Linked DNA regions of Homo sapiens: region 2 is linked to region 1. The links are chromatin loops, found by intact Hi-C in ENCODE. Cell type or tissue: ascending aorta. All regions are shown on one strand. Each heading gives the region's core, and the rest is flanking DNA. Links, peaks and the distances in the headings are about the cores only. Region 1 overlaps LOC643339 (a long non-coding RNA gene). Region 2 overlaps LOC643339 (a long non-coding RNA gene).

Region 1 (11,897 bases), core at 1,646-9,645:
TTTCTCAGTTCTCCTTGGAATAGTAAGCATATTTTTTGTTCACTGTATTTGAGGACGACTTAGTCATATTTTCCAACACCCTTACATGTATAGTTTTTACTAATTAGTAGTTAAATGTTTTTAACTTTTAAAAAACTAATCATAGACTATAGACAGTAGTGTTTGTAAACTGTGAATGAAAGACCAGGATCATAAGGTCAGTTACTGGCTTTGCACATTGCAAATAGACAAAAAAAGAAATATTTTTCTGTAAGACACTGGAAAAAAATAAAAGTGGAGTTAAAACCTATTCTTTGGACAAGAAACTTGGCATTCCTACTTTTACTGTGATAGAGGAGTCCCTAAAAACAGTTGAAGTGAAGATGAAATTCCCAAGCACCCATGTGCCAACTCATTTGTGGAAGAGCAAAGAATCTAATTAACTCGAAGCAAGACCTGAAAGGGGACAGAATGCTCAGGAAAACCACATGAACTGTCCAAACTATTGATTGAGCAATTTGCAATCATTTCTAGTTTAAAAACAAATAGTTTGGGTAAATGAATGAATATTCCTATTGCATTATTGCTATTGCATTACTTCTTGCAAAGTTTTCCAAGGAATTTCCTAGTTGTCAGGCATATATATATACACATGCCCAGCCTTTTTTTTTTGTTGGGGGAGGGGGTTCCTAGCCACTAGACCATCAGGGAGGAATCTTAAGAATTATTATTTTAGAAGACTAGCAGTCACTTTTCTTTCTTTTACTAGTTATACATCTAGCAAGGCCATATTAGTTACAAGCACACATAAAGTTATATACCAGGATCTTGGAATATTCATTTTACCAAAAAAAGTCAGTAAAGTCAGTTGTGCTGCTACAGTTTTCGTATTTTCCACAGATTCCAATGAGCCAACACAAGTTCTACTAATAAAATCCACACAAAATAAAATGCAGTCAGTGGAAACACTATATGTACATTGTAGTCATTTATACTAAGACTGTTGAATACAATACTCCAGAGTAAAATGATCTCAATAACAGCTATGAGGCTTCTTTTTTTTTTTAAGAGATGGAGTTTCCCTACGTTTCCTAAGTTGGACTTGAACTCCTGGACTCAAGAGATCTGCCTGACATGGCCTCCCAAAATGCTGGGATTACAGGCATGAGCCATTGTGCTGGGCCTGTGAGGCTATTTTTAAAGTCTGAATCTTAATGTCTAGGTTGGATGATATTAAATCCCCATTTACTCATTCATTAGCTCTTCTGAGAGAGATTTTTCTCTCTTAGAACCAGTTTTCTTTTTTCTTTTTTTGAGACGGAGTCTCACTCTGTCGCCCAGGCTGGAGTGCAGTGGCGCGATCTTGGCTCACTGCAACCTCTACCTCCTGGGTTCAAGCAATTCTCTGCCTCAGCCTCATGAGTAGCTGAGATTACTGGCACCCACCACCATGCCTGGCTAATTTTTGTATTTTTAGTAAAGACAGGGTTTCATCATATTGGCCAGGCTGGTCTCAAACTCCTGACCTCAAGTGATCTGCCTGCCTCGGCCTCCCAAAGTGCTGGGATTACAGGTGTAAACCACCGTGCCCGGACTGATTCTATATATTCCTGATTGTGTTGTTGATAACAACAATAATAGCAGCTACTACATATTGGGTATTTCCTATGTTTCAGGCAATTATTTCAGTGCTTTATGTTAATTTTTTACAATAACCCTACAAAATAGACAGTGTTTGCAAATCTCCACTTTACAAATGAGCAAACAGAAACTGAAAGGTTAAATAACTAGCTAAAGGCCACACAGTAAGTAGTGAAGCTGGGTTTCAGACCCTGAACTGTCTATAACTCCTGAACCTGAATTCTACCCTACGGCCTACATGCTTATGGAATCTCTAAATGGCTCTATGGACATTCGAAAGAAGAACTCATCAAAGTGCTCTCTCCTTTTTACTAACTTCTATTATAATAAACATATTACTAACATTTACTAGAACAATTATAAATTTTTAAATCTTAAGAGTTTTAGGTCTCAAAGGGACCTTTGAGGTATTTAATCAATGCCCACAATTCTACAAATAAGGAACTGAGCTATCTCAAGTTCAACTGAGCTACAACTAAAACACCAACGATTCTCTTAAAAATGTTAGACAATGGCTGGGTGCGGTGGCTCATGCTTGTAATCCCAGCACTTTGGGAGGCCGAGGCAGGCGGATCATGAGGTCAGGAGATCGAGACTATCCTGGCTAACACGGTGAAACCCCATCTCTACTAAAAATACAAAAAATTAGCCAGGCGTGGTGGCGGGTGCCTGTAGTCCCAGCTAGTTGGGAGGCTGAGGCAGGAGAATGGGGTGAACCCGGGAGGCAGAGCTTGCAGTGAGCCGAGATGGTGCCACTGCACTCCAGCCTGGGCGACAGAGATTCCATCTTAAAAAAAAAAAAAAAAAGTTACACAATATAGACCTCATTGTATGTATACATGTTGTTGATGATAACTACAGTTTGAAATTAAATGACCATGTACTAGGAAGATGGTATCAGCCTAGCCAAGGATTTGACACAAAAGACTGGAATGTTTTCAAACCTTACTTAGTAACTTTGTTGCTGGACTACAAGGCCAAAAGCAAGTGGCTGCTTGGACACTGGCTATTCAGCTCTCCTTTAATCTTTCTTAAAATATCAAAGATATGTTTATTTTAAAGATGTCTTCAGTGGATGCATTTTTATTTAAAAACCTGGTCATCCAAAACTGAATTTACTTTTCCCCTAAAGCAAAAGCAAAACCTTTCTAGAAGTAATTGAAAATAAAAGCATTGCCTAAAAAACAAACACTATTCAAAAATCAAGATTATACAATAAGGCCATTGGCTAAAAATAACAGAGACAGAAAGTTCAGCTTGTGGTTTTTTACATTGTTTATTTTTTATCCTCCTATCCTTAATAGGATCAGTTTTTTTCCATGAACAGTTTATTGATCATTTGGTAAGTTTGTTTTTTTTAAATAAAAGACCATTTTTTCCACTGTAAAATGAGAAAATAAAATTTTCCTCAGAAGAAAAAATGTACAACTTCATTAATAACCTGAGTGATAACAGATTAAAATGAGATACCATGTTATAAACAATGAAATTGACTGAGATCAAAGACTCCCCCCACCCCACCCCAATTCGCAATGTTGGTCATGGTGTGAGAAAACAAGCTTATATGGTGTTTTGATAATATTAAGAAATAAACTAAGGCAGTCTTTCTAGAGGTCATTTAGCAAAATCCCTTAAAAAGTGCATTTTTGGCTGGGTGCAGTGGCTCACACCTGTAATCCCAGCACTTTGGGAGGCTGAGGTGGATAGATCACCTGAGGTCAGGAGTTCGAGACCAGCCTGGCCAACAAGGTGAAACCCTGTCTCTACTGAAAATACAAAAATTAGCCTTAGCCAGGTGTGGTGGCACGTGCCTCTAATCTCAGCTACTCCGGAGGCCGAGGCAGGAGAATCGCTTGAACCCAGGAAATGGAGGTTGCAATGAGCCGAGATCACTGCACTCCAGCCTGGGTGACAGAGTGAAATTCCATCTCAAAGGAAAAAAAAAAGTGCATTTTTTGGACATAGCAATTTCACTTCTACGAATGTAAACTACAAAAACAATTAAGCTTTATGTGCAAAGGCTTACCTATAATGATATTAATAACAGGGTTATTTGTAATAAGATGGAAGGAAGGAAGGTTAGAGGGGGAGGGAGAGAATAAAGGAAATCAGAATTTCCATCAATAGGAATTGGTTAAATAAACAAATGTGGTACAGTGCATGCATCAAAAGCAGTATTATTTTTCCATTGAAAGTGATGCTGTGGATAAATATTATTGAAATGGGAACTGTTCACATAGGTTACTAGATTTAAAAAACAGATTACAAAACTCTATGTAACTGTATGTTTCTATTTATATGAAGGTCAAGATCAGGCAAAGCCAATCTGCAGTGATAGAAATCTAAACAATGGTGCAGGGAAACTGGGTAGAGCAGAGGCTGATTTGGAAAGAAGTAAAGGAACTTTCTGGAGTGATGGAAATGCTCTAAGATGATATTCTTGCCATATGGCTTGTGGGGGGGTGGGAAGCACAGAGTAGGTGGACATTTGTCAGAATTCATCAAAATGGTCAGTTAGCATCTATATATTTCATTTCATGTGAGTGATACCTCAATTTTAATAAGAAACAAAATCCTCAAATGTACAACATGATCTTAAGTTTATAATAAAAACAACGGTTTCTATTTGTACAGACAGAAAAGGATTTGGAGACTGTCTTAGTCCATTCTGTGCTACTATAACAGAATATCACAGACTGGGTAATTTACAATAAACAGAAATGTATTGGCTCACAGTTCTGCCAGTATCTGGCAAAGACCTTTTTGCTGCATCATAACACAGCAAAAGGCATCACATGGCAGAAAAGTGATAGAGAACGGGTGTGGGGAGAGAGAGGGAGAATGAGCAAGACAGCAAGAGGAGACCAAACTCATCCTTTTATAAGGGACCCACTCATGCAATAATGTAATAATGGCTTTAATCTGTTTGTGATGGATCCACCCCCATGACTAAATTCCTCCATTAGGCCCCATCACCATCAAGTTTCTAACCCGTGGACTTTGGGGAACACATTTAAACTATAGCAGAAAGGATTTAGAGGTAGTGGGATTATGGGCATTTTTAAACTCTTTTTTTTCCCCACTTGTCTCAACAAATGTTGTAATAATTTAATCATAACAATTAAACACAAAATGCAAATGTATCCAAATGTGTTTCAGTGAGCCTCTCTTGCTCTTAATCTGAATATTTCCTAACACCGCATTAAAGGGTACTGTGAAGATTACCCAGTGCATCACCGACTTGCTTGAAATTCCTTGGAAGGATACCAATGGCGTCCCACCCCTTGTGGAGGTCTTTCACCATAGGCACTTCCGGCCATTTGTTTTACTCTTTCAAACAGCTCAAAATGCCAAAATTAAATCAAGAATTTTATCATTTGGAGGCATGCTTGAAGTAGATTTTATTTCTGGTGCCCAAACCCCTCTCAGGTCCAGAGTAAAAAGCTTCAAATTCCTGAAGGTAATGCAAATACTTTATGGGCTGAGAAGTAGCTGTTTCTTTGCATGTGTCCTGCCAAGCTTCTAAGAATGGTTTTGCCATTAGTTCCAAACCCACAAGCAGCCTGGTCTGAGCTCCACCACCTCCAGCAGGCTTATTACAGATAAGTCAGCTGGTCTTCATGTGACAGAGAAGCCTTCTGTGCCAGGTGTGCTCACAGCCAAGACTGGGTGTCTGCCACCTCATGCTGATGGCAGCTCATGTTCACATGCAGCCCACAGATCTCAGCACAGGCTGCTGGGTGGTTAACGATGCAGGCACAATTACCTCCTGACAATAATAGTGCAAACAACTATGGGCAGTTGGTTGAAGGATGGGAGAGAGGAGGAATAGTAAAAAGCAGATGAAACGTCATTACACTTCTCTAAACTCCTGCAGGATGCAGCCCAGCATCGTGGCTCACATCTGTTATACCAGCACTTTGGGGGGCCAAGGTGGGCGGATCACTTGAGGTCAGAAGTTTGAGACCAGCCTGGGCAACATGGCAAAACCCCATCTCTACTAAAAATACAAAAATTAGCCAGTCATGGTGGCGTGGGCCTGTAATCCCAGCTACTCGGGAGGCTGAGGTGGAAGAATAGTTTGAACCCGGGAGGCAGAGGTTGCAGTGAGCCAAGATCGTGCCACTGCACTCCAGCCTAGGTGACAGAGCGAGACTTCATCTCAAAATAATAATAATAATAATAATAATAATAATAATAATAATAATAAACTCCTGCAGGATGGATACAAATTGAGAACTGAAGTAGGTGGGAATAAGTGAGAACTGAAATCTAGTTTTCCCTTGGGATATAGCCAAAGAAACTAATGGATGAACAGTGCCAAAAGAAACTCACCTCCAACAACCTGGCCTGGATCTGGTGCAGAGAGGAAGACATATGTCCACGGATCTGTATCTCTAGTCTACTGGATAGCTAGACAAAAACGTCCCACAGGGCCATCACAATTACCTGGTCTAACATCCCTGAACTGAACTCAACATCCCTTCCTTGCCTCCAACCTGCTATGTCTTTTGCAAAGACGTATAACAACCAGTGTATAACACAGGCTGCTGGGTGTATAATAACCAGTGACCCCTTTACAAGAGCGAGAACTTAGAAGCCCTTTAGACCTCCTCCTTCTTCATCTTCCACATATGATTAGTTCCAGTTCCTAGTTAGGACACTATCATCCTAATATCTTTCTGACTAGCCCTTCCTTCTTGTTGTGCTGCCAACTGTCACAAAATCTAATTTCCACCTCACTGCCTGAATGATCTGTCTACACTGCAAATCTGATCATGCCTCTGGCCTATGCCAGTCTTTCCACAGTTCTCCATTATCTACCTAGCATATTCTTGAGAAGATCTCAAATGCCTTCACTACCAGGCACTCAAATGTGTGAAGCCATGGGGTTTAATATGGCCAAGAAGGAAGTTGTATGGACCTGGAGAAGATCTGTCCTACCTGAAGTTATTCAAATCAAAAATTATTTTAAAACAGCTGCACTGGCCTGGGAAAACTTTCTGAGGTCACTTTGATACTCTTGGTCTACAATAGAGTCAAATTCCTTAGCCTGTGATGTAGCTGAAGCCTGCTTCTCTAGCTTGTCTTCACCTATTTTCAATTAAGCAGCCTGCATTTTCCTGAAGGTTCTCTTTCACACAGTGATGCCTTTGAACATGATCTTTTCTGCTTGGGTCCGTCTCCTTCTTTCCCCATCTTGCCTAGAAACTTATGTCAAGACCTCATCTGCCAGCCTTTGTGGAGCCCCGGGAAGAGTTATACCCTGGACATGCATCTGTTATTGTTGTTCTTTCCAAGCTTGCAAATATTTATTTTCCTTCTCTGCAAGTAGTACTTAGGGGGCCTGTCTTATAATGGCACAAATTGTATGTTACAAAATAAACGGCAAAGGCTAGAGACAGTTTTCCTCCCCAACATTTTAAATAAGATTGAGAAATTATTGTTTACATCACAAAATGTCATTTAAAAAAAATTCAGAGTGTCCTTTAGGAGCTAATAGAGATTTTATGAGGACCTCCAAATGTGCCCTGTGTCCCTAGCTAGCCTTCATCAATAAACCTGTATTGAATGTGATAGTACAACAATCCTAGGCCAGAAAAACTGCTTCAGGCCTTGATCAGGTTCCCAAAATATTAGAGGTGATATTAATCATTATCATAAAATTTTAGTTGTTCAGAAAAAAAAAAGAAAAAAGAAATGGTCACATGCTCCAGTGCATTTTTAAAAATCACTTAAAGAAATAAAAGAGAACTCAACTCCACTCCCACAACTGGGTCACAAGCTCCATTGGCTAAGGTAGTTGAGTTCCCAGCCACATGAAATAGTTCTATTTCTCAGAACTTGTCCAAAAGACCTCTCCTGCCTGCAGAGATAGAAGTAAGGAAAAGAGAATCTTTCCTACGCCTTTAAGTTTGACCTGCCTCATTTTTTTTTCCCCTCCCTTTCTGTCCATTGATTTAGGCCATCAAGGAACTGTAGAAGTAGAATAGGAAGTGGGAAAGGGAAGAGATAGTGAAGGATGAAGGGGTGGGCCAATCGTGGGGGGCTTTCAAGGGATCTATGTCTATAGTGGCTGAGGTTAAATGAAGTTAACCACAAAGCTAGAGTCACCTCACCACTTCCTACTTTGTAGACTAATAGGCTGAGCTCTGGTTTAACTTAAACTTGAGTGGTCTGGAGTGAACTCATTCGTTCTACACCAGTTCCTCACAGAATATTATATATTTTTTATCATTATTATTGAGATTTTACGTGTTTTTATTCTTTCCTTTTTTTTTTTTTTTTTTCTGAGACAGGGTCTTGCTCAGGTGCCGGGACTAGAGTGTAGTGGCGTGATCATGGCACACTGTAGCCCTGACCTCCCAGGGTCAAGCAGTCCTCCAGCCTCAGCCTCCCAAGCAGTTGGGACTATAAGTGCACACCACAACACCCAGCTAATTTTTTTTTTTTGAAGAGATGGGGTTTTGCCATGTTACCCAGGCTGGTTTCGAACTCCTGAGTTCAAATAATCTGCCTGCCTTGGCCTCCCAAAGTGCTGGGATTACTGGCGCAAGCCACCACGCCTGACTGTTTTTATTCTTATTAACCAATCTGAAAGCAATTTACTTAATGTCTGGCTGAACACACACACACACAGACGATATTCTAATACAAATGAACATGCACATGACATGATTTTGAGAAATACAGGAAAGCATAAGGAAAAAAATCTATAGTTAACCCAAAAATAAAAATTATTAACTATTTTGTCAATTCTGCTATTAAGATCTTTATATAGTTGGGACTGTATTGTATTCACAACTTTTTTTTTTTTTTTTTTTTTTGAGACAGAATCTCACTCACTCTGTCACTCAGGCTGGAGTGCAGTGGCACAACCAGGCTCACTGCCTCCTGGGTTCAAGGGATCCTCCCACGTCAGCCTCCAGAGTAGCTGGGACTACAGGCATATGCCACCATGCCCACATAATTTTTGTATGTTTTTTTAGAGATGGGTTTTGGGTTTGGCCACGTTGCTCCAGGTGATACAACCTTTAATACTTAGAAATCTAACTTTGTAACAAGCTCTTGCCTTGCTTTTAGAAACTATGTAAGCATTGTTATTTATAGCTACATAGAACTCCTTGAAGTGTATATATTGTAATTTATATAACCATTTTTCTTTTTTCTTTTCTTTTTTTTTTTTTTTTTGAGACAGAGTCTTGCTCTGTCGCCCAGGCTGGAGTGCAGTGGCATGATCTTGGCTCACTGCAAGGTCCGCCTCCTGGGTTCATGCCATTCTCCTGCCTCAGCCTCCTGAGTAGCTGGGACCACAGGCGCCCGCCACCATGCCCGGCTAATTTTTTATATTTTTAGTAGAGACGGGGTTTCACCATGTTAGCCAGGATGGTCTCAATCTCCTGACCTTGTGATCCGCCTGCCTCGGCCTCCCAAAGTGCTGGGATTACAGGCGTAAGCCACCATGCCCGGCCTACTTATATGACCATTTTTCTACTACTAGGCATTTAGTTTTTAACTAAACATATTTTGGAATAATAATATGGATTTCGACCTTTTAAAAGCTCTCACTACCAGCAATGAGAAAATAAGACCTCTTTAAAGAAGGTATAGGCAGCAGTAGTTTAAAAGTATTTTAGTCATTGGTTTCCTTCAGCCAAGAAAAACAGGTACAATATCACTGAATTATGGACAAAAGCAGGAAATACCCTGAAATTTTCCCAAGAATAATATATTTCTTAAACACATGCTGATGTGAAGGTTGGACTTGTTCTAGGAAGGCTTTAGGAAAGAAAGGAGTCTTGAATAGGAGAATAAATATACAAGAGGTGGTATAAAGACATGATGTTGGGGGTAAGAGAAAAAACATGGCAAATGTCGTGAGGTGAAGAACTCAGGCTCTTAACGTGGTGCCTGGCAGAGTTCCTCTGCCATCATTGCCTTTGATGGTGACTGGATTCTGGTAAGCTTACCACAAATCCTTAAATTCTAGGCAGAACACTTGCTTAAACAAAGAATTTAAACAACCATTTGCTAACGGTAATCTCCTGCCTACTCTAAGTGTCTTTTCACCAAATCGTTCCTCTTTTTCTATGCTATTTAGACTTTGCCAGCATTAGAGTGGGCAGCCAGATGTTATTTCACAGAATTCACACGGCTGGAATCGCTGCTGTGAGAATTCTTTTAAAGGGATGTAGAACTTATAGTCTTCCTAAAGCCCCATGTCCCTGAACTTTTGTAGCAATCTGGGGAAGATAGAATGCTGCATTATTATATTACATTTGATTTTCATTTAAATCAATTCTTTTCTTAGAAAGTTATCTAAAAATTTTGATTCATTCTACGTTTTGCCCAATATGTTTCCCATTATTTATCACAGTGTGTCTTCACAACACCCTGAGAGATGGGTAGGCCAGATGTTGCTACTTCCATTTTCTTCAAAGAGAAGAAAACCGATGAAGAGACTGAAGGCATTGCCACCAGAACCCAGGTGTCTCATCTTTTTGGCCCAGGGTGTGTTCCTCTGACACATTAAACTGTCACCGTGGCTTTGACAGATGGCATTGGCAGAGAGTCCGTAGAGACATGGGTTGTGTCTCTGCTATTGGATATCTCAGGGAAGTTTTATACTTCAGTTTTTCAAACCTGCCATAAACCCTGAGTATTTCTTTAAGCACATATCAAAGTAGTCTATCTTAAAGTACCTCCAAGTTTTTACCAGATTTGGATTTTTTAATTTTTAATTTATTTCATTTTATCTGACACAGAGTCTCACTCTGTCACCCAGGCTGGAGTGCAGTGGCACCATCTCGGCTCACTGCAAACTTCGCCTCCTGGGTTCAAGCAATTCTTCTGCCTCAGCCTCCCAAGTAGCTGGGACTACAGGCGCGTGCCTCCACACCCACGTAATTTTTGTATTTTTTTTTAGTAGATACGGGGTTTCGCCACGTCGGCCAGGCTGGTCTCAAAATCCTGACCTCAGGTGATCCACCCGCCTCAGCCTCCCAAAGTGCTGGGATTAGAGGCGTCACCCACTGCGCTTGGCCTTTTTTTTTTTTTTTGAGACAGAATCTTGCTCTGTCACCCAGTGGCATGATGTTGGCTCACTGCAGCCTCCTGGGTTCAAGAAATTCTCCTGCCTCAGTGCCCCAAATAGCTGGGACTACAGGCATGCGCCACCACGCCCGACTAATTTTTTGTATTTTTAGTAGAGACGGTGTTTCACCGTGTTAGCCAGGATGGTCTCAATCTCCTGACCTCGTGATCCACCCTCCTCGGCCTCCCAAAGTGCTGGGATTACAGACGTGAGCCACCGCACCCAACCAGAACAATGCTTCTTTAAAAATGACTAAAAATACAAAGGGCTGGATGTGGTGGCTCATACCTGTAATCCCAGCACTTTGGGAGGCCAAGACAGGAGGACTGCTTGAGCCCAGGAGTTTGATACCAGCCTGGGCAACATGACAAAACCCTGTTTCTACAAAAAATACAAAAATTAGCCAGGCATGATGGTGTGGGTCTGTAATCCCAGTTACTTGGGAGGCTTAGGTGGGAGGATGGATAGAGCCCACGAGGTTGAGACTGCAGTGAGCTGTGATCACACTACTGTACTCCAGCCTGGGCAACAGAGTGAGACCCTATCTCAAAAAATATAAATAAATGAATAAATAAATAAAAATTTAAAAAAATTATATAGATAATTTTTTCAAGCTGAGCCTTATATAAAATGCATTTCTGTATGTAGGTCTCCCTTTGTAAATAATATGACTTTTCTATAAACCTATAATATAAAAGACTCTTGGAGAACATACAACAGAAAAAGGACATGTCCACTCTATATCATACTTGAAAGTATTATTGATTTTCTTTTTAAGATAGAAAGGAAAAGTCATATTAAAAGCTACTTTTGGCTGGGCACTGTGGCTCACGCCTATAATCCCAACACTTTGGGAGGCCGAGGCGGGCGGATCATGAGGTCAAGAGATTGAGACCATCCTGGCCAATATGGTGAAACGTCATCTCTACTAAAAACACAAAAATTAGCTGGGCGTGGTGGCGCACACCTGCTACTCGGGAGGCTGAGGCGGGAGAATCGCTTGAACCCAGGAGACAGAGGTTGCAGTGAGCCAAGATTGCGCCATTGCACTCCAGCCTGGTGACAAAGCGAGACCCGGTTTCAAAAAAAAAAAAAAAAGCTACTTTCACTTGGGATGTGTGTGTGCACACATGTGTTATTGTTGTCGAAGAGCAGTTTCCAAGAACCCTCAACTAGCCTATGA
Region 2 (11,897 bases), core at 2,538-10,537, 56 kb before region 1:
GCCTGTAATCCCAGCTACTCAGGAGGCTGAGGCTGAAGAGTCGCTTGAACCCGGGAGGCAGAGGTTGTAGTGAGCGGAGATCGCACCATTGCACTCCAGCCTGGGCAACAAGAGCGGAACTCTGTCTCAAAAAAAGAAAAGAAAAGAAACATGAATGTCTCTTGGAGGCAATGGAGAACCACTGAGGACAGAGGACTTTATTCAGACTTAGGTTGTAGCTAGGGGCTGTGCTACATAAGGAGTTAATTTAGGAGAACAAGGAATTACACAGAAAGACCCATTAAGGCCGGTCGTGGTGGCTCAAGCCTGTAATCCTAGCACTTTGGGAGGTGGACGCAGGAGGATCACTTGAGGCCAGGAGTTCCAGACCAGCTTGGCCAACATAGCGAAATCCCATCTCTACTAAAAATACAACAAAAAATTAGCCAGGCGTGGTGGCACACGCCTGTAGTCCCAGCTATTCAGGAGGCTGAGGCAGGAGGATCGCTTGAACCCAGGAGGCAGAGGTTGCAGTGAGCTGAGATAGTGCCACTGCACTCCAGCCTGAGTGACAGAGTGAGACTCCATCTCAAAAAAAAAAAAAAAAAGAAAAGAAAAGAAAGAAAGACCGGTGAAGAAGCAATGATCAAAGAGAGGGAGAAGAGCAAATGGCTTGGAGAAACCAGACCTGAAACAGACAGCACTTGCTGGGTGATTAGATGAGGGAGATAAGTGGAAGAAAAATTGAATCATGGGCTTTTAGGGTAATAAAGTTCTTGATAGTAACACTAGTTTACATAGAAAGTGCATAAAGTGCAAGTAACTGATAACTTCGGTTTGGAATGTTAAGTGGAATATCCATGTGGAAATAAACCAGAGCTAACATTTACTGAGCCTTTCCCATACGCCAAAAGCTGTTTTAAGTCCCCTACAGATGTGAACTTGTGTAATCCTGCAACAGCCCCATGAGATAGGTACTATTATTAGAGTCCCTTTTTTAGACAAGGAAAACAAGGTACAGAGAGTTTAAGTAACTTCTCAAGGTCACACAGCTGGTCAGTGGCAGAGTCAGATTCAAACTCGGACAATCAACTCCAAATCCCACTTTCTTAACCTCTGTGTAAATGGGTATTTGCCATATAGTGAGGGCACAAAGCCATCACTCTACCTCTTCTTGGAGAAGTAAAAAACAAAAAATAATCAAATCAAAGTGATGATTTACATTTTTTAAGCACACGAAATGCAAGAATTCCAACCATCAGATTGTGAATGCCATTATTTTTGGTGCTGTAAAACATATTAATAGTTAAATCTAAGTCTACATTTTAATATACATCTAGTCTCCAAAGCAAACAAGATGTAATGTGATTTGTAATATGCACTTGTCAAGTCCTGCTTTATTTATTTATATATTTATTTATTTATTTATTTATTGAGACAGAGTCTTGCTCTGCACCCAGGCTGGAGTGCAGTGGCAGGAGCTTGGCTCACTGCAACCTCTGCCTCCTGGGCTCAAACGATCCTCCCACCTCAGCCTGCCAAATAGCTGGGATCACAGATGCATGCCACCACATCAGCTATTTTTTTGTATTTTTAGTAGAGACGGGGTCTCGCCATGTTGCCCAGGCTGATCTCAAACTCCTGAGCTCAAGTAATCCGCCAGCCTTGGCCTCCCAAAGTGCTGGGATTACAGGCATGAGCCACTGCGCCCGACCCTAAATCATGCTTTTTTATATAATCTATTTAGAGTAAATTAAGTAGCATACGTCATTTGTTTAAGGAAAAGTTAAAGCTGGTGTTTATATGCATTATAAGTATTATTACAGAACATATTAAGACATACTTCAATATAATCTTTAAAAACATAATTCTCTTAAGTTGATTTTTTCTTTTTTTTTGAGACAAAGTTTCACTCTTGCCCAGTGAAGCAGCATGATCATAGCTCACTACAGCCTCAACTTCCTGGGCTTAAGCAATCCTCCTGCCTCAGGCACCTGAGTAGCTGGGACTATAGGTGCCCATCATCATGTCAGGCTAATTTTGAAAAATTTTTTTTTTTTGAGACGGAGTCTTGCTCTGTTGCCCCAGGCTGGAGTACAGTGGCGAGATCTCAGCTCACTGCAACCTCTGCCTCCCAGATTCAAGTGATTCTCCTGCCTCAGCCTCTTGAGTAGCTTGGACTACAGGCGCCTACCACCATACTTGGCTAATTTTTTTGTATTTTTAGCAGAGATGAGGTTTCACTATGTTGGCCAGGCTAGTCTCAAACTCCTGACCTCAGTTGATCTGCCCACCTCGGCCTCCCAAAGTGTTGGGATTACAGGCGTGAGCCACTGCACCAGGCCCTAATTTTTTTTTTTTTCTTTTGTAGAGATGAGGTCTCGCTATGTTGCCCAGGCTGGTCTTGAACTCCTGACCTCAAGCAATCTCTCACCTTGGCCTCCCAAAGTGCTACAGTTATAGGCATGAGCCACTGCACCTGGCATTAAGTTGATTTTTAAAAACCTAAAATAATTTCTTTATTTCCTAACTACTTTGCAGAAATAACATAATGACTTTAGTTCCTTAGAGGGGATCATAACATTATTTATTACTGTAAAATAGATTTGAATTTTAAAAGATCAGGAACTACTGCTTGGCACCGAGGTGTAATTTCTGCCATTTTGAGACATATTCCATAACCCAGGGATCCCCACAAACAACTACGACAAGAATAAATATGAGATCCTTTCCATTCCAGGGTTTGTGGTAGAGGGTTTAGCTTTGACTTGGACCCCTTACTGAGTGACTAACCATTACACAGACAGAGCTTGTGACCTCATGGACATGCTCAGCTGGTGAGCTATTCTGCCAGGAGCTCAGTGCTATTTTCATTTGGCTTTAATCTTTCCTAGATCAAGACATAGCCTTCTTTGAAAAGCCAGGTTTAGTAAGATATACACATGACGTATTCTCAGAAATGAAAGAAAACACTTTTAGCTTCCTTCCCTAGTTACCAAAACTCTAGAACTTACTGTAACCCTAATAGCAGCCAAAAAGAAGGTCTTTTCTCTTGACCCTTGGCTGACCCTTCTTCCACTTCCACGAATTTTCTCCCTCTTTCTGGCTATGGCATAAGTTTTGTTCCCCTTGAGATTCAGCCCTTAACAGAAATAATTCAGGCAGGGTAACAGAATGTTCTAGAGCACTCAGCCATGACTACTGAGCACTCAAAATATAGCTACAGTGACAGAGAAAGGAGATTGTAATTAATTTAAACTTTAATTTGAAAACTTGGACCAGATTTAGTTATTGAAGAACTTCTACATAATTTAGTTATTGGAGAATTTCTGCATATGTTTGGAATAACTTTGATATGTAAATCTACTTTTTCAACTGTAAATTTTGTGAAACCTAAATTTTATAAAATCTAATTTTATGAAATTTTATGAAATCTAAATACAGACCAAGTATTTCCAATGAAAATTTAGTCTCCAAACCGAGATGTGCTATGTGTTACATCCACACCAGATTTCAAAGACTTAGCACAAAAAAAGTAACTGTCTCATTAATAGTTTTTATATTGATTACATGTTGAAATGATAATATTTTGGCTATATTGGGTTAAAGGAAATATATTATTAAAATTAATCTCACATGGTTCTTTTTACTTTTTAATGTGGCTATTAGAACACTTTAAATAATATATGGGGCTCACATTATTTCTATCAGATGGTGATGGTCTACAGCATGGGTGATAGTGTCACAGAGACTAAGCTCCCCCGACTTGCTGGCTGTGTGACTTTAAGCCATCTTCTTAACCTCTTTATTATTTTATTTTATTTTATTTTTGAGACAGAGTCTCACTCTGTCGCCCTGGCTAGAGTGCAGTGGCACAATCTTGGCTCACTGCAACCTCTGCCTCCCGGGTTCAAGCGATTCTCATGCCTCAGCCACCTGAATAGTTGGGATTACAAGCATCTGCCACCATGCCTGGCTAATTTTTGTATTTTTAGTAGAGACGGGGTTTCACCATGTTGCCCAGGCTGGTCTCGAACTCCTGGCCTCAGGTGATCCACCCACCTAGGCCTCCCAAAGTGCTGGGAGTACAGGTGTCAGCCACCGTGCCTGGTCTACTTAGCCTCTTTAAACTTCTGTTTACTCATCTGCAAACTGAAGAAAATATTGGCCGGGCGTGGTGGCTCACTCCTTTAATCCCAACACTTTGGGAGACCAAGGCAGGCGGATCGCCTGAGGTTAGGAGTTCGAGACCAGCCTGACCAACATGGAGAAACCCCATCTCTATTAAAAATACAAAATTAGCTGGTCCAGATGGCGCATGCCTGCAATCCTAGCTACTCGGGAGGCTGAGGCAGGAGAATTGCTTGAACCTGGGAGGTGGAGGTTGCTGTGAGCCAAGATCACGCCATTGCACTCCAGCCTTGGTAACAAGAGAGAGACTCCATCTCAAAAAAAAAAGAAAGAAAGAAAAGAAAATATTACAATTTTCTGAATAGGCATACAGTGAATTTTACATGAGACAGTGAGCATAAACTGTGCCTGACTTATAGTAAAATATTCTGCAAATATTCACTTTTATTATCATTGTTATTATTCTCTAGCAATCATCCAGATGTTTAGCAAAAGAATGCCTCAAAATAAATATTAGTTCCCTATGGGTTGCCTCTTGTATCTCATGACTAGATAAATTGTAACCTCATTTTCCAAAATGAAAAAAAAGGGACTTGAGGTCAGATACAGGTTTTTCTCATATTTGTCAGTTTTTTAGTATTTAAAAAATCACTTTTTTTAGTTGATGAAATGCTTTTGGGGGGGGGGGGATTAAAATAATGAAATTACTTAAAACCCAGACTTCCCTGAAAAATCTAGGGCATGAGTTTTACTCCTAATAAATAGTGATTCTCAATATCTCAAATAATCCAAACTTAGCAATCCTTCGTTTAGATTCAATTTTGGCCAGGTGTGGAGGCTCATGCTTGTGATTCCAGCATTTGGGGAGGCTGAGACAGGAGGATTGTTTGAACCCAGGAGTTCGAGACCAGCCTGGGCAACATAGTAAGACCCCATCTCTACTAAAAATAAAACATTAGCTGGGTGTGGTGATGTATGCCTGTGGTCCCAGCTATTCAGGGGGCTGAGGTGGGAAAACAGCTTCAGCCTGGGGGTCATGCCACTGCACTCCAGCCTGAGTGACAGAGGGAGACCCTGTCTCAATAATAATAATTAGATTCAGTTTTGAAGACTAAAGTTTCATTAATGTCCACAGTTTTTGCAGCGGAGGGGCAGAATTAAAGAGACTTCCAAATAAATGGGCTGAATATACATTAGGGACATCTGCTTTGAGAAAAATGGAGAAGTACATTTCCCTATTCCTTCTGCAAAGTACAACTGAAAATCATGGACCTTATATATAAAGGTGGAAAGAAGAATGCAGACTACTAGGAATCTCAGGACCCAAAGAATGACATAGCAGTGAATTCCCTGGGTTTCTTTATTGCCTCTTATATCCCAAACTGTGCTGGAGCTGGAGAAGGTAGATGCACAGAATGCCAATGGATACAGACAAAGAAAGTCCAAAACAAGCCTGATGTCTCTAGCCAAAGGACCAGGAAAAGAGAAGGTTAGCCAAACAGCAAGACAGAAAACTTTTCGATAATAACCACTCTACTCCAGCTAAACATCATAGAAAAACTCTGACTCCACCTCCACCCATGCCAGCAAAGGTAAAGGAGGGAGTCTGGACTTCCACTTCTGTTAATGGGGCACCCTTCCCCTTCTCCACTGGGATGGTGTCAGAGTAGCTCTAGTGGAGATAATAAGACTTTTTCCAGTGCTCAAAAGTAACAAGGCTACTCCAATGCTTGTGGTATCAGTGGAGGCAACATGGGGAGCCAGAATTCCCACCTACACCCGGCACTAATGAGGAGCCCTTTCTGTCCTGAGGATGTTAATGGATGCTGAGTGGGGAACCTGGATTTCTACCACACCTGGCATTAATAAAGAGGTGGCTCCCTCACCACCAGCCAGAGTGGTATTAGAAGAAGCCAGCTAAAACAGAAGGCTTAAATAAGATCCAGAGTCCCATAACACAATACCCAAATGTCCAGGTTTTGATAAAAAAACATTCATCATAGTAAGAACAAGAAAAATCTTAACTTATCTAAAAATATAACCAATAGGTGCCAACACTGACATGACAGAGATACTAGAATTATCTAACAAATATTTGTAAACAGCTATTATAAATATGCTTCAATTAGCCATAATAAACATATTTAAACAAATGAAAAAAATAGAAAGTCTCAGCAAAGAAATAGAAGATTTAAAGAAGCACCAAATGGAAATTTGGAACTGAAAACTACAACGATAGAAATTAAAAACTCAGCGGACGAGCTCAACAGCAGAATGGAGGAGACAATAGAAGTAAACAGTGAACTTGAAGATAGATAACTAGAAATTACCCAGTCTGAACAACAGAAAGAAAATAGATACCCCACCCCCCATAAATTAACAGAGCAATAAGGATCTATAGATTATTTTAAACAGTCTAACATTAATATCACTGGAGTCCCAGAAGAAGAGAAGAAAGAAGATGGAGCTGAAAAAAGTATTTGAAGAAATAATGGCTAAATATCTCAAGTTTGGCAAAAGATGTAAACCTAGAGATTTAAGAAGCTCAATGCACCTCAACAAGAAAAACCAAATGAAATCCATGCCAAGACACATCATAGTCAAACTTGGGAAAACTAAAGACAGAGAAAAAATTATTAAATTAAGTCTCTTCCATGCTTCATGACCAAAAAGAAAAAAAAAAGTAATGAAAGCAGTGAAAGAGAAATAACACCTTACTCACAGGAGAAAACAATTCTAATGACAACAGATTTCTCATCAGAAATCATGGAAGCCAGAAGGAAGTGGCACAGTGTTTTTCAAGTGCTGGAAGGAAAGAACTATCAATCCAGAATTCTATATCCAGAGAAAATATCTTCAGGAATGAAGGGAAAACTTAGACATTCTCACATGTAAGAAAACTAAGATAATTTGTCATCATCAGACATAAACTAAAAGATAGGCTAGGCTGGGCACAGTGGCTCACGCTTTTAATCCCAGTACTTTGGGAGGCCAAGGCGGGCAGATCATGAGGTCAGGAGTTCGAGACCAGCCTGGCCAACATAGTGAAACCCCGTTTCTACTAAAAATACAAAAAAATTAGCCGGGTGTGGTGGCACACGCCTGTAGTCCCAGCTACTCGGGAGGCTGAGGTGGGAGAACTGCTTGAACCCGGGAGGCAGAGGTTGCAGTGACCTGAGACCATGCCATTGCACTCCAGCCTGGGTGACAGAGTGAGACTCCGTCACAAAAAAAGAGAAAAAAAAAAAGTGCTAAAGGAAGTTTCCTAAACAGAAAAACAACAACAAAAAAATGATAAAAGCAGTAATCTTGGAACATCAGGAAGAAACAGTAAAATTATGAGTAAATATAATGGATTCTTCTTCTCCACTTAAGTTTCCCAGATTCTTTTAAATAGCTAAAGCAAACATAACAGTGATGTGGTTCTAAATGCATATAGATGGGCTATTTAAGATTTATGGGCTGGGCGCAGTGTAATACCAGCACTTTGGGATACCAGGGTGGATGGATCGCTTGAGCCCAGGAATTTAAGACCAGCCTGGGCAACATGGCAAAACCCCATCTTTACTAAAAATACAAAAATTAGCCAGGCACCAGGAATCATGCCTGTAATCCCAGCTACTCAGGGGCTGAGGCAGGAGGATCACCTGAGCCTTGGGAGGTTGAGGCTGCAGTAAGCCATGATTGCACCACTGCCCTCCACCCTGGGTGACAGAGTGAGACCCTGTCTCAAAAAAAAAAAAAAAAGAATTATAAATATGGAGAGTAAAAAGACATAAGGAGAAGTAAGGTTTCTATGCTTCACTTAAACTGCTAAAATGTCAATTCCAGTAGACAGTGATAAGTTATGTATATATAACCACTAAAAATACTATGCAAAGATACACTTAAACGCACTAAGTTGTTTTTGTTTTTTGTTTTTTTTTTTTTTGAGACAGAGTCACACCGTCGCCCAGGCTGGAGTCTAGTGGTGCGATCTCAGCTCACTGCAAGCTCCGCCTCCCTGGTTCACGCCATTCTCCTGCCTCAGCCTCCCGAGTAGCTGGGACTACAGGCACCTGCCACCATGCCCGGCTAATTTTTTTTTGTATTTTTAGTACAGACGGGGTTTTACTGTGTTAGCCAGGATGGTCTCAATCTCCTGACCTCGTGATCCGCCGGCCTTGGCCTCCCAAAGTGCTGGGATTACAGGTGTGAGCCACCACGCTCGGCCTAAATGCACTAAGTTTTAATAACCCATAGGAAGTTAGAAAAAAAACAGAAACATAAAACTGAGAGAAAACAAAAGATACAAAATACAAAAAATAAAATGTCAGGCACAAGTCCTATCACATCAATAATTATATCCAGTGTAAACGACCTAACACACCAATGAAAAGACAGAGATTTGCAGAGTAGACGAAAAAACATGACCCAACTATACATGTGTCTACAAGAAATTCCAATTATAATTAGATAGGTAGATTCAAAGTAAACAAATAGAAAAAATATATCTCATCTAAACATTAATCAAAAGAAAGCAGGAGTTGCTATATTAATATCAAATAGAGTAGACTACTGAGTAAAGAAAATTACCAGAGATGGGGCAAAACATTCCATAATGATAAAAGGGTTAGTCCATCCAGAAGACGTAGCTTCCTAAATGTGTGTGCAACAAACAACAGAACTGCAAAATGTGAAACACAAACTGATAGAACTGAAAGAATAAATAGACAAATCCACACTAATAGTCATAAACTTCAATGCCTTCTCTCAACAACTGATAGAACAAGCAGACAGAAAATTGGCAGGGATGTAGAAGAAGTCAGGAATACTTTGTTTGTTTCCTTGAGACAGGGTCTCACTCTGTCACCCAGGCTGGAGTGCAGTGGCATGATCACAGCTCTCTCCAGCCTCGACCTCTCAGGTTCAAGTGCTCCTCCCACCTCAACCTCCCTTGTAGCTGGAACTACAGGCACCTGCCACCACACCTGGCTAATTTATGTTATCTTATTTTTTGTAGAGATAGGGGCCTCACTATGTTGTCCAGGCTGGTCTCAAACTGCTGGGCTCAAGCAATCCTCCTGCCTTGGCCTCCCCCAGTGCTGGGATTAAAGGTGTGAGCCGCCGCTCCCAGCCTGATAATACTATTAACCAATAGGACCTAATCTACATTTATAGACTATTCCACCCAACAATAGCAGAAAACACATTATTTTCAAGCGCCCATGGAACACATCCCAAAATAGACTATATCTTGGGCCATAAAACCAACATCAACAAATTTAGAGGACTAAAGGCTGGGCGCAGTTGCTCATGCCTGTAATCCCAGCACTTTGGGAGGCCAAGGGGAGTGCAGATCACTTGAGCTCAGGAGTTCAAGACCAGCCTGGCCAACATGGTGAAACCCTGTCTCCACTAAAAAAAATTAACCAGGCGTGGTGGCGGGTCCCTGTAACCACAGCTACTCAGGAGGCTGAGACAGAAGAATCGCTTGAACCTGGGAGGCAGAGGTTGCAGTGAACCGAGATCGAGCCACTGCACTCCAGCCTGGGTGACAAAGAGAGACTCTGTCTCAAAAAAAAAAAAAAAGTATAAATAAAACTGCCATATTTAAGAAAAATATTGTTGCAGGTTGGGTTTCCTGGGAAACAGACTTAGAGATGGAGGCTTACACACAGGAGGTTTATTGGGAAGTGATCTTGGGATTAACACCTGTGGAGATATCAAAGCTGCTGATTCAGGCAGAGGGAGAAGTTGGGCTGCAACGCAGTCACAGCAAGGGCTTCCGCCCATCTCCTGGGGAGCCCTTGAGCTAGGATGGTCTTACAGAAATATCCCAAAATAAAGCAAGGGGGCTGGACATTTAGACCTCACATCATGATATGAAGGGAAATGACCTTGGACAGCTGGCTTCTCATCACTAGGGTTGTCGGGGAGAGCAGGAGGAGACAGGTGTGAGCTGTCAGCCAATCAGACTGCCGGTTTCAGTCATGAAGTGGGAGATCTGGGCAGCCCACCCAGTGCTTATTCTAAGTTTGAATCACCTACTCATTCACTCTCACCAGGGAAACCTTTATGTAGACCCAATAGACAGTAAAGGCTACCTCCTGAAGAAAGAGCAGGCTGTTAGAAAAAAATAATCATAGCTACAAAACTTTTTCTTACCAGAGGTAAGATGACTTGTCACCACCAAGGTAAGGCAGCATCTTATGCTCAGCACAGGACTGATTCCAGCTTCCCTGTCCCACGTAAAGGCAGCCCAGCAGTGAACCTCATGCCATTGACCCACTCTTCTCTCTGCCCCTTGCCAGCACTGACGATATCTTACCAAACACTAGTGACTGACACATGAAATGCATTCCATCCCAGAGAGCCTCCTGAATGTTAATTTTTTCACGAACGGACAGGGAGAAAACTTTTATGTGGAAATCGTTGTGACAGAAAAATGGTCTATGGCTGGGTGTATACTTTCAGCAGAGCTCAAAGGTCAAACCTTCAGTCTGATCATACAGTTTTCATGCTTTCTGCCTGCTGGAGATTCCCAGAAAAATTTTCCAATAGAAAAAAGAAAGACAAAAAAATCATTAGAACCAGAAAGAACATCCGCCCGTCATACTCAATGTTAAAAAACCATGTGACTCTGCCGGGCATGGTGGCTCATGCCTGTAATCCCAGCACTTTGGGAGGCCAAGGTGGGTGGATCGCCTGAGGTCAGGAGTTCAAGACCAGCCTGGCCAACATAGTAAAACCCTGCCTCTACTAAAAATGCAAAAATTAGCTGGATGTGGAGGCAGGTGTCTGTAATCCCAGCTACTCAGGAGGCTGAGGCAGGAGAATTGCTTGAACCTGGGAGACGGAGGTTTCAGTGAGCCGAGACTGTGCCATTGCACTCACTCCAGCCTGGGTGACAAGACCGAAACTCAGTCTCAAAAAAAAAAAAGTGACTATTTAAACAAGGAAACTCATTCTTTTGCCCACTTATGGTATGATCATTTAAAATAACATTTTTAAAAATGTATAGTATAAACTTGGGGGAGGGCGTGGGGAGAAAGAAGGAAGGCTTTCTTCTCAGCACTTTCCAAAAGCAGACAGATGAAATATAGACCTAGCACTAGAATAATGACTTCAGATGAAGTCCTGTGAAAGCAAGTTCTATCTGACTGTCTCTCCGTCTGTCTGATGTGACATCAGTGGTCAAACCCTGGAAATGATGGCTAGAGGGCAAAATCTATTTTAGGTGTTCTCTCAATCCCCTTAGCCTCACCAACCCACTTGTCCCAGGTTTATCAAATCCATGCTAGAACCTGGCCACACTGCTAAGTCTAAATCTCCAGGAAAAATAACGTTTAAAAAAGAAAAGACTGGGCCAGGCCCGGTGGCTCACGCCTGTAATCCCAACACTCTGGGAGGCCGAGGCAGACAGATCACCTAAGGTCAGGAGTTTGAGACCAGCCTGGCCAACATGGTGAAACCCTGTCTCTACTAAAGATACGAAATTAGCCAGGTGTGGTGGCGGGCACCTGTAATCCCAGCTACTCAGGAGGCTGAAGCAGGAGAATCACTTGAACCTGGGAGACGGAGGTTGCAGTGACCTGAGATCGCACCTTTGCACTCTAGCCTGGGCAAAAATAGTGAAACTCCATCTCAAAAATAAATAAAAGACTTAAATACAGATGAAATTCAAAGGTAGGGGCAGTAAACCTACTTAGCGAATAATCAAGTTTCTGCATTTCCTTTTCTCTTTGGTATGAGTGCAATAATCTTGTCCCCAGTCTACGGGCTCTTCTGGTACTTCCAATAAATTC

What was found. Peaks named below come from ENCODE experiments on the same cell type or tissue, not always from the same donor. Only the 100,000 strongest peaks of a DNase experiment are listed, where the experiment ranks them.
Region 2: a loop joins it to region 1, with 2.5 times the contacts of the local background. A loop is called at or near these places in 23 of 110 quality-filtered maps.

What each region holds. Positions count from the first base shown.
Region 1 is chr12:93,356,482-93,368,378 of GRCh38, forward strand. The region is part of intron 1 of LOC643339 (a long non-coding RNA gene); the gene reads right to left. Among named protein-coding and RNA genes, the nearest start is that of NUDT4, 15 kb to the right of the region's middle. RefSeq lists a silencer at 7,779-7,848. In ascending aorta, for the core only: no CTCF peak of the experiment used is centred there; a DNase peak (open chromatin) is centred at 5,270; H3K27ac peaks cover 6,366 bases.
Region 2 is chr12:93,299,980-93,311,876 of GRCh38, forward strand. All of the region lies in intron 2 of LOC643339 (a long non-coding RNA gene), which reads right to left. Among named protein-coding and RNA genes, the nearest start is that of NUDT4, 72 kb to the right of the region's middle. RefSeq lists enhancers at 3,097-3,156, 3,177-3,226. In ascending aorta, for the core only: no CTCF peak of the experiment used is centred there; a DNase peak (open chromatin) is centred at 2,842; H3K27ac peaks cover 1,655 bases.